Linked DNA regions of Homo sapiens: region 1 is linked to region 2. The links are chromatin contacts, found by Hi-C or POLR2A ChIA-PET in ENCODE. All regions are on one chromosome and are shown on one strand. The core of a region is the stretch at or near the end of the contact, and the rest is flanking DNA. Distances in the headings are between cores, read along the strand shown. Region 1 overlaps MICAL3 (microtubule associated monooxygenase, calponin and LIM domain containing 3). Region 2 overlaps MICAL3 (microtubule associated monooxygenase, calponin and LIM domain containing 3).

The links. A loop is a pair of places that touch in the nucleus more often than their neighbours do. ChIA-PET counts read pairs that join two places held with the same protein, here RNA polymerase II (POLR2A). Pooled maps may share reads with other maps.
Region 1: a pooled map shows a loop between it and region 2 (2.7-fold over the local background). The contact joins two enhancer-like sites. A Hi-C loop is called at or near these places in 1 of 168 maps with a recorded cell type or tissue (esophagus squamous epithelium), 2 of 37 single-sample maps with no recorded cell type and 2 of 50 pooled maps. POLR2A ChIA-PET finds 5 or more read pairs at or near these places in 3 of 52 experiments (MCF 10A, WTC11 and activated T-cell).

Annotation. Positions count from the first base shown.
Region 1 is chr22:17,942,200-17,946,809 of GRCh38, reverse strand. All of the region lies in intron 1 of MICAL3 (microtubule associated monooxygenase, calponin and LIM domain containing 3), which reads left to right. Among named protein-coding and RNA genes, the nearest start is that of MIR648, 36 kb to the left of the region's middle. RefSeq lists an enhancer at 4,276-4,610. Within about 2 kb of position 1,454, at least 7 of the 41 ENCODE cell types and tissues checked have a DNase peak (open chromatin) inside an H3K27ac peak, as active enhancers do.
Region 2 is chr22:17,828,611-17,832,894 of GRCh38, reverse strand. MICAL3 (microtubule associated monooxygenase, calponin and LIM domain containing 3) reads left to right here. Exons shown (of 32, transcript NM_015241.3): 21 at 788-1,041. Among named protein-coding and RNA genes, the nearest start is that of LINC00528, 53 kb to the right of the region's middle. Within about 2 kb of position 2,759, at least 14 of the 41 ENCODE cell types and tissues checked have a DNase peak (open chromatin) inside an H3K27ac peak, as active enhancers do.

The DNA.
Region 1 (4,610 bases), core at 205-2,704, 120 kb before region 2:
ACCACTCCCTCAGGTCCTCCTGTGATGTGCACACTTGGAGTAGAATGGCTTTGGAGCAGAGAAGGGGAAAATAGATCAGCCCTCACTTAAACATCACATTAGCCATTGGCTTTTCCTCTATCTTCCACATAAGAGGAACTTTCCCCAATCACCTGGTGGTTTTGGATTTGTGTCCCCTGGTACTTTGGGGATGTGTCCACATGTGTGTGCAGTGCCTCTGTCTGCATGTGTGTGGCGCTAAGATGACTCAGTGTCGCATGTGCTGAGACATTCCGGGGCTGCAGGTGGGTGTTCTCACAGAGGCTCGCCTGAGGGATCTTTTGCACATACAAAGATGTGTCCCATTTATAAGTTAGTTCCCTACACTAAATGAAAGAACTCTCCGGGGCCGTGTGTGTGCAGTGAATACACATGTGGGTCGTTGTTTCACACAGGCGGTGTCCTGGTTGCAGGCAGAGTGTGAGAATGCAAGCTGTGCTGGCTGCTCTGATATGGTCCACAAGGTATGAGGCAGCTTTTGTTCTCTTTTTGTTCTTTTCGGAAGTAGGGGTGCCTGCCCACCCCCGAAGCCAGGGAAAGTGCAGTCTTCTCTGGCCTCCTGGTCAGGTAGAGCTGCTCCGGTTAAAACTGTCAAGAGCATCCTGTCTCTGTTCCCTGAGACAGCCACAGGGGACTCCCAGGAATACCCAGCCAAGGACTTGAGATGCTGCCTGCTTTGTCATCTGTACCTGCTTGCCACACTCTCCTCCACTTAATACCCTGTTGTTACTAGCGAGGATTTCCGGTCCTGACTTTCAATCTGGATTTTGAATAACTTGATAAGGTGATTGCTTTCGGATCCCTCTGGGCCTGTGTCTGCCCCTCCCTGTAAGCTGAGAGAGCAGCTGGGCCCTTCAGTTTCTATGGCCCTTCCGCCACCGAGTGAACATGCTCCTGTGGGGCTTGGCCTGTGTGACCCACCTCATCCCTTTTGTCTCAGTCTTCCTGCTAAATACAGCCTCTTCTCTCCCTCATCCCTTCTTTCTCTGCTCTCTGGGCAGAAGAGAAGCTTTGGCTGTAGTCTTTGATGTGGGAGGCTAGACTGGAAGGCATTCTGGGTGGGGGAGGGAGGTGCCTGGTGGAATTGGGGCGTATGGGGGCTGTGTGGAGAGGGGCCCGCTGCCTTTACTGAGCCCCTCCCCTCCCTGGGCAGTAGGGCGCGTGTTACCCCTTGCTCTCCACATCTCAGGGAGAAGAACCCAGGTCCTCATGTGAATCCTGCTGTTTTACTTGGGGACACCCGGGAATGTGAATGGGTGAAGGTCTTCCTGGCTGGTGCCTTTGTTTCGGGTTGTTTTTCTTTGAGGTGCCTCTCCTACTCCCACAGGGCCTGTGCAGGGGTGCTCAGAGCCCACAGCGGATGTTGGCAGCGCGTGTGCAGGGAGCTGGCCAAGGACCCTGCTTTCTCTCTGGGCCAGCGCCCAAGGTGCCCTATTAATTTAGATTTTCATGTGCATTAGTGGACGAGGGTGAAGGAGACGCAGGCCCTCGGCTGGCAGTCGTTTTACACCACCACCGGCTAGGCTGAAATGGGGAAAGAAATATGGGGATTGGGGGCTTCCTTATGGAGAAAGGTAAAGGCTGAAATGGTGTGTGAGAGAGGACTTGAGGCTTTTTTCCTGGGGGTCAGGGAGAGTTGGAGTTGACAGCACTCAGCCCTAATAGGTATAGACTGAGTCCAGCCTGAGGTATTAGACCCTATATTTATTGGCTTGATCTTAATTTTACACCTGGTCATACTGTTGAAAAAAAAAAAAAAAAAGGTCCCCCAGTGCCTGAGTGCGAACTTCATATTTAGTGGCATTTGATAGTATATTTATTATTTCTAGTAAGTTTGATGATCTCAGAGGTGTGCAGTGATGTTCCTGGAAGTGAATAGTACAGCGGTCCCCAGGAACTGTGGGGAGAACCCTGCTCCGCCTCAGCCTCTTCTCCCATCTGCTGCCGTGGCCTGCTCCACCCTCAGATAGCTGTTGGAGGACCCAGCAGCCTGTGCTTCTCTTAACATGTCCAGTTGTACCCTATTTTCAGTTAAAAATGCGGTTTCTCCCACCTGCTTTCCCCTGGAGCGGCACGTGAAAGGGTGTAGTGCCCTTCTCTTGACACCTGCCTGTCCCCACAGTCCTATCGTCAGTGGGTGCGTGTGCTCACTGCTGCCTGGCACTGCTGGGTTCTCAGGAGGCCTGCACACCGAAACTTTGCATGGAATGTTGCCCTTGTGCCATTAGCAAAGCGGAGGCTGGGTCGGCTCTGCTCTCCCTGCCTCCGACTTCATTGTTCGGGACTTAATGTAATAATATGCTTGAACAGGCGGGAGATCACATTAGCTTGGCTCTGCAGTTGTAAACAATATTTGCTCTGTGAGCATTCTCCTTCACCCCCTGCTCTCCTGGAACCCTGCGCCCTCTCCTACTGCCACCCCCTCTCTCCTTGCATATTCTAACCTTGGCTAAACAGCTTCATTCATGAGATGGCCAGTGTTTTCTGGGAGGAAAGTGGCTGAAAATAATGAAGTCCCGAGAACCTCTAGCTATGACGCACAAGTAAACACTGGTTAGTTAGTTTCTGGATAGAGGTTTTAACTGATGTCCATGTCAACCAAAGTCTTTTTCTCTCTCTCCACTGGAGTGGAACCCTGTTTGAAAACACACACACACATGCACTCAGGTACCAAAAACAGCTTTCCTAAGGCCCTGACTCTGTCCTTGGCGGGGAGCACTGGGCAGATGGGACAGAGGCTTCCACTGTCAGTGTTGGCAGGGGTGGGAGGTGGAGAGGGGCAGGAGTGCAGGTGCATCCCTGGGGTGCCTGTTTTTTTCCATAGAAAGGTTTTTGTCCTCTGCTTCTCACTCTCTTCTATAGTTTGATGTAGAAAAAGGTAAAAGAAAAACTCCATCTCTCACCTGCACTGCCTTTTCCAATTTAACAATTGCAGTGGTTGGTTTCACAGACAAAACCTGCTCCACCTTCTCTGTGCTGATTGGTGGCTGATGATGTCATGGCATAAAGCTCAAACTGATTGTTTTCTCTATGGGACAGGTCCCAAAACAGCAGACAGCAAAGCTATTATTGCTCTTTTGTTTCCTCCAGTTTACGCTATCAAACAAGATGGGAAAGGTGGGAGCAGAGCCATGGCTGCACATCGCCTGATCTATTCATAAAGCGCAGCCTTGGGCACCTTGAGTAAGGAGGGCTTCTCACATCAGGAAAAAGCCTTTGTTTTTCACGAGAGCAACAATACTTTTTTCACTGGAGATATTTTGCCTGTCTGCTTTAATCTTCTCTGTTAAGAGAAGGATAGATGCAGCTCAGGGTGCGGTGGCTCATGCCTGTAATCCCAGCACTTTGGGAGGCTGAGGTGGGTGGATCACCTGAGGTCAGGAGTTCGAGGCCAGCCTGGCCAACATGGTGAAACCCCGTCTCTACTAAAAATATAACAAATTAGGCAGGCATGATGGCAGTTGCCTGTAATCCCAGCTACTCGGGAGGCGGAGTCAGGAGAATTGCTTGAACCCTGGAGGCAGAGGTTGCAGTGAGCTGAAATCGCGCCATTGCACTCAAGCCCGGGTGACAGAGCGAGACTCCATTTTAAAGAAAAAAAAGAAGGATAGATACAATTTCAAAGAAATTTCTTCTGGCCCAAGAAAGAGTAGGAAGAGGAGTTGATTTCAGGGAAATAAAAAATAATCAGAAGAATGTCACTCGGTTCCTTTGCAGAGCTTGGGAATTCTTCCTGCTGTCAGCATGTGTCCATCATAGAGGTGAACTGTAGTTCTGTAGCAGTGGCTGTGTTGTGTGAGTTCAGCATCGCCTGTGTTCTGAAGGGCCTGAGGGCAGAAGCTACTCAATGAGATCTGCTTTCACCTTGGACCTTGCTGGGTCTGCTGTGCTGTAGAGAGGACGGTCGTGCAGCTGGGAATTCGGCAGAGCAGGCCTGGCCCAAGTCTCTTAGGGCAGCACCCATCAAGCTGGAGCCCTCTGGGACTGCCCTGGTTGAACTGCGGGCCTGGCTCACCTGGTGCTGCCCAGCAGCGTCACGGGCATCTCTAGGTGCTTGTCATCTATAGCTGTTCAGACACTCTGGAAGCCTAGTGTGAGGCCAGGCTCCCTCAGAGGGCTTCCGCAGTGGCCCTACAGCAGTCCCCTACAGGAAGCTCCCTTTTCATCAGGGATCTGCTGGCGACTGTCTTCAGACTCGGTGAGGTCTCTGAGCGTCTGAAAGCCACTCTCCTTAGATTTTACATATGATCATTGCCACTTCATGCCCATGGATCTGCACAGACCTTCACAGCTGTTTCTAGAAAGCTTGGCTGTTAAAGCCACACCACTCCGCTAAGTGGAGGAGGTGAGGCATGTCTGACAGGAGGTGGTACCAGGCAGAGGACTGGATAAGCCTCCCTCCCAACCCACAGAGCTGTTCTTGGTGGGGCTGGGCTCCATTTACCTTCTGGAGCACCCTGGGCTTTGATTTGTTGGGTGAGAGGAAACTCTACAGCTGGCTGGACAGCCACGGTCACTTGGTGCATGGACTGCCTTCGCCCACTTGGCTGTGCTTAATTCTGTGCCTCCCT
Region 2 (4,284 bases), core at 1,510-4,009:
CCCTGTGTGTCCCCACAGTGTCCTGCTCAGGGATTGGCACGTGGTAGGGTTCTAAGGAGTGCCAGGAAATGGAATCTGTCGCCCCACCCCAGCACACAGACCTTGATCATCAGCCAGTTAAGTCCAGGCCTTTCTGGGTCCCCCCTCCCCCCACCACACCCACAGCTCTCCTGAGAGGCTTCTGACAGGCCGCAGTCACACAGAATTGAGTTCCTCTAACTAGACAGTGGGCCAGGATGAGAGAAGACTTTCCATTCTCAATTCCCAGGGTCATGGGTTTATATCAGAATGAGTCCACTGCCCTGCTTGTGCCCTCGAGGCCGTCTATGAAACGTAAACCAGCGATCTCAGTGTTTGCTGCTTGAAGCACCCTGAGGGATGGGGCTGTGGCTTGAGTTTGAGCGGCTGCAGTCAGGAACTTCCATGGGCTCCGTGAGGAGCTGCTCTCCCAGTTCTGCACACTCCCCTCCACAGGCAGAGGCTGGGCCAGACCCACAGGCAGCCTTCGGTGGTCCCCTCCCTACCCCATCCACCTGAGGAGAAGTGCGTGAGGTCTGTGAGCAGGAGGCATTCTTCCCTTTGTCCCCTTAGTCGGGCTTGGGTAGGTGGCTTCTCATGCCCAGGTACCCTGTCCTGCTGATGCCGCTCTCTCCTCCCTCCTGTCTCTCTCCGCCTGCTCAGCAGCTGCTTTGCCTGACATGCATTGTTTCTGATGGTGGCCCTTCCCCTTCCCCTTCTCAGTTTTTCTTCATTCCCTCACTCTGGCTATGTGGTTATTTCCTCACAGTAGTTCCGAGTCTGAGATGGAGGAGGAGGGAGAGGAGGAGGAGGAGGAGCCTCGCCTGCCCCCATCTGACCTGGGTGGTGTTCCGTGGAAGGAGGCCGTGCGGATCCATGCCCTTCTGAAAGGGAAAAGTGAAGAGGAGCTAGAGGCCTCAAAGAGCTTTGGGCCTGGGAATGAAGAGGAGGAGGAGGAGGAGGAAGAATATGAAGAGGAGGAGGAGGAGGACTATGACGAGGAGGAGGAAGAGTCCAGTGAAGGTCAGAACAAAATCTCTGCTCCGAACTCTGCCCTGCCCCCCAAAGTGATCTGTTTCATGCGTGAGTGTAAGAGGTTTCTGGGGCTGACGTCACACGGACGTGCCTCCTGCACAGCCCAGGGACCACCCCTCCTGACATAAGACATGGGGGGCAGAGGGGAGGACACCGTAGCGTTGAGCAGGCGGTTGGCAGTGGAAGTAATGTCCCTTGTGCACATTGGTTTAGAAACTGGAAGTGGAAGGCAGAGAGCCAGTCCAAGTACTCATCCAAGTTAGGCCACTCCTACTTGTCTCCACCTCGTTTTCTCTTTTTGCCCTGTAGTTTCAGTTGAAAAAATTAATAAGGAAAGGGAATTTAGCTTTCTAGAGGATTCCCTGATCCTAGTCTAGGGTTTCGGAGGTGGCTATGAGCTTAGTGCCCACTGGATGGGGCTCAGTTGATGGCACGCAGGGCAGCGTTTTGGGGACAGTGTCCTGAAGGGATACTCAGGCCCAGGGGCCAGCCACTCTGGCTGGTTCTGAAATAGTCTCTTGCCTTGGACTTGAGATTTTTCAATTCTGCCCCATCTCTGGGTGTGTGTGGCCTCAAGTGATGAGGAGGGACTTGCTGGGCCTGTGCAGGAGAGAAGGCCATTCTTTCTCTGCTCCAGCAGCGCAGAAGTCTGGGGGGTGGTGAAGACGGAGCCAGGGCAGGTGGAGATCTGAGTCCCCAAAAGATAGATGTGGAGTGAGCAGGAAGGACATGACCTTTAATTTCTGAGCACCAGTGACTCCCTGCAGCGGTCAGAGGATCGGTTGAGTTCTCAGTGACCCCAGGCCCTGCAGAGCTGGCACTGTGCTCATCTCTGCTTCTCCTGGCACCTGTGTGCTTGCTGCCCAGTCCCATCCGGGGGTCTGTTTTCTCTGGCACACAGGGCTGAGCCCTTGCCTGACAGGGCTCATGTTCCTGATCCAGTCCCCTGGGAGCTGTGCAGCTCCAGGATGTTGGCCCCAGTGAGGTGGGTTAGCAGAAGGAACCGCACCGTTGGGCGTCCGCGAGAACAGCTGGCGTCAGGGACTTCCTCGGGCTCCCTAAGGACCTGCTCTCCCAGTTCTCTACTCTTCCCTCTGAGGCAGAGGCTGGGCAGGACCCACAGGCAGCCCTTAGTGACCCGCACTCCACACCCTGTCTGCCTTAGGAGAAATGGGGTCTGTGAATCTGGGCTCTCCCTCCATGCTGCCGTGTCTGCGGAGCCAGGTGCCGGCGTGGCCTCTGCTAGCCAGCAGAGTGAGCATGCACAGCTGGTCCAGGGCACGGTGTTTTGTTTGCACTGTTCCAGACATCGTCATCTCCATCTGATGATGATCACTCGGCAGCTTTGAGCCCTGGCACAGCTTCGGGTCGAAGCACGTTCCCTTTTCAGGAGAGTTGAGCCGAGCTTTCCTTCACGCAGACTTAATTTCCTGGACTTAGTGCTAACGTCAAGACCAAACCTGTAGGAAAAGAGCTTTAACTACACAAACACATACTGACAGATTCAGCCAAACTCCGAGAGTCCCAGACCGGAGCCTGTGTCCCTAGCGCAGGTGTGTCTGTCGGGCAGCCGACGGTGCCTGTGCAGGCAGTGGCTGGACACCACTACTCCCTTCTCTTCCCTCCCTGCTTGATCGCGCTGTGGGATTCCTGATGCTGTGTGGGTCTCTGGCTCCCCCTGCTGTAGAAGGGGAGTACTGCCCCTGGGACACAGAACTGCAAGGCCAGTGGCGCCAGGTACCTCCCACAGGAAGAAGATTTGAGGACATTTAAAGGTACCCACTTTACCCCGTGCCCACCTTCTACCCCAGCTCCCTGGCAGCCATCCAAAATTTGCCTCCAAGAGCATGTCTCACAGACAAAGGTCTGTGTTTTATGGAACTGTGCTGACGGGCTCTGCACACATCTCACTGGGCTACTCTCCCTGGTCCCAGCCTGCCCAGACAGTCAGGCGCAAAGTAACATGTGAGTCAGAAGAGGTTCTGGAGGAAGTTGGAGAAGGCTCCAGAAGTGGCCTCATGGAATGCGGCCCCATCTATGCCGCATATGTTTTACTGCAAGCTCATCTCCAGCCAAGACTTGGCTCCTTCTCTGATGCAGGAAACCTATCGCCAGTGCAGGTGCCTTTAATGTTTCTCTGAGAAAGGAGGAAATGCTGGCTTGTGCTGTCGATAAGTCCCCAAGGCTGCATGTATTAGCAGGAAGCACAGCAGGACTCTGAGAGAAGAATGTGTCTCTTCTCTTTGTTGCTGAGAAGGTAGAGAAAGGCCCTGCACTCTTTGACTTACCTTCCTCAGTCCTGTGCATCCAGGCTGTTAGGTGACTCTGCTGTGACTTAGTCCCACCCAGCACCATAAAGAAAGGCAAATTGACGGCCGGGTGCAGTGGCTCATGCCTGTAATCCCAGCACTTTGGGAGGCCGAGGCGTGTGGATCACCTGAGATCGGGAGTTTGAGACCAGTCTGACCAACATGGAGAAACCCTGTCTCTACTAAAAAATATAAAAAATTAGTCGGGCATGGTGGCACATGCCTGTAATCCCAGCTACTTGGGAGGCTGAGGCAGGAGAATTGCTTGAACCTGGGAGGCGGAGGTTGCGGTGAGCTGAGATCGTGCCATTGCACTCTAGCCTGGGCAACAAGAGCGACACTTCGTCTCAAAAAAAAAAAAAAAAAAGGCAAATTCACCTCAGAAAAAGTCCACAAATCTATAGAGACCAGCAACATCTATAGAGACCAGCAACTCCAACAAGGGGCTAATACTCCACATACGGCTTGCAGGGCCAGCAACAAATCTATAGAGACTAGCAGCTCCAACAATGGGCTGATACCCCACATACGGCAGAGCACAGGGCCAGCATCACACTGGGTGGTCTTGCTGGTCCTTTCTGCCCATTTCACATTCCCTGTTGCTTGAAGAGGCTGTCATAGTGACTGAAGCCAAGGCCAGATTGTCTGGTTAGACTCAGAGGAGGCATGTCACCCATTCCCAGATGGAAGCTGGCTCCTGGCAGGAACACGAATCCTTCAGATCAGGTGGCACCTGCTGAACAGCCACCTTCCCTTCCCAGTTGCTAGCTGTCCCTTTATCTTAACCCAACTGTGTGGCACGGTCCAAGCACTAAGTACAGGGATCCCACAGGGCAGGGATCCAGAGGGGCCACTGGTGAGTTTCCATGTAGCTGAGAAACCAGGCCTTGTTTCCAGAGGTGATAAGCAGGGCACCACATGG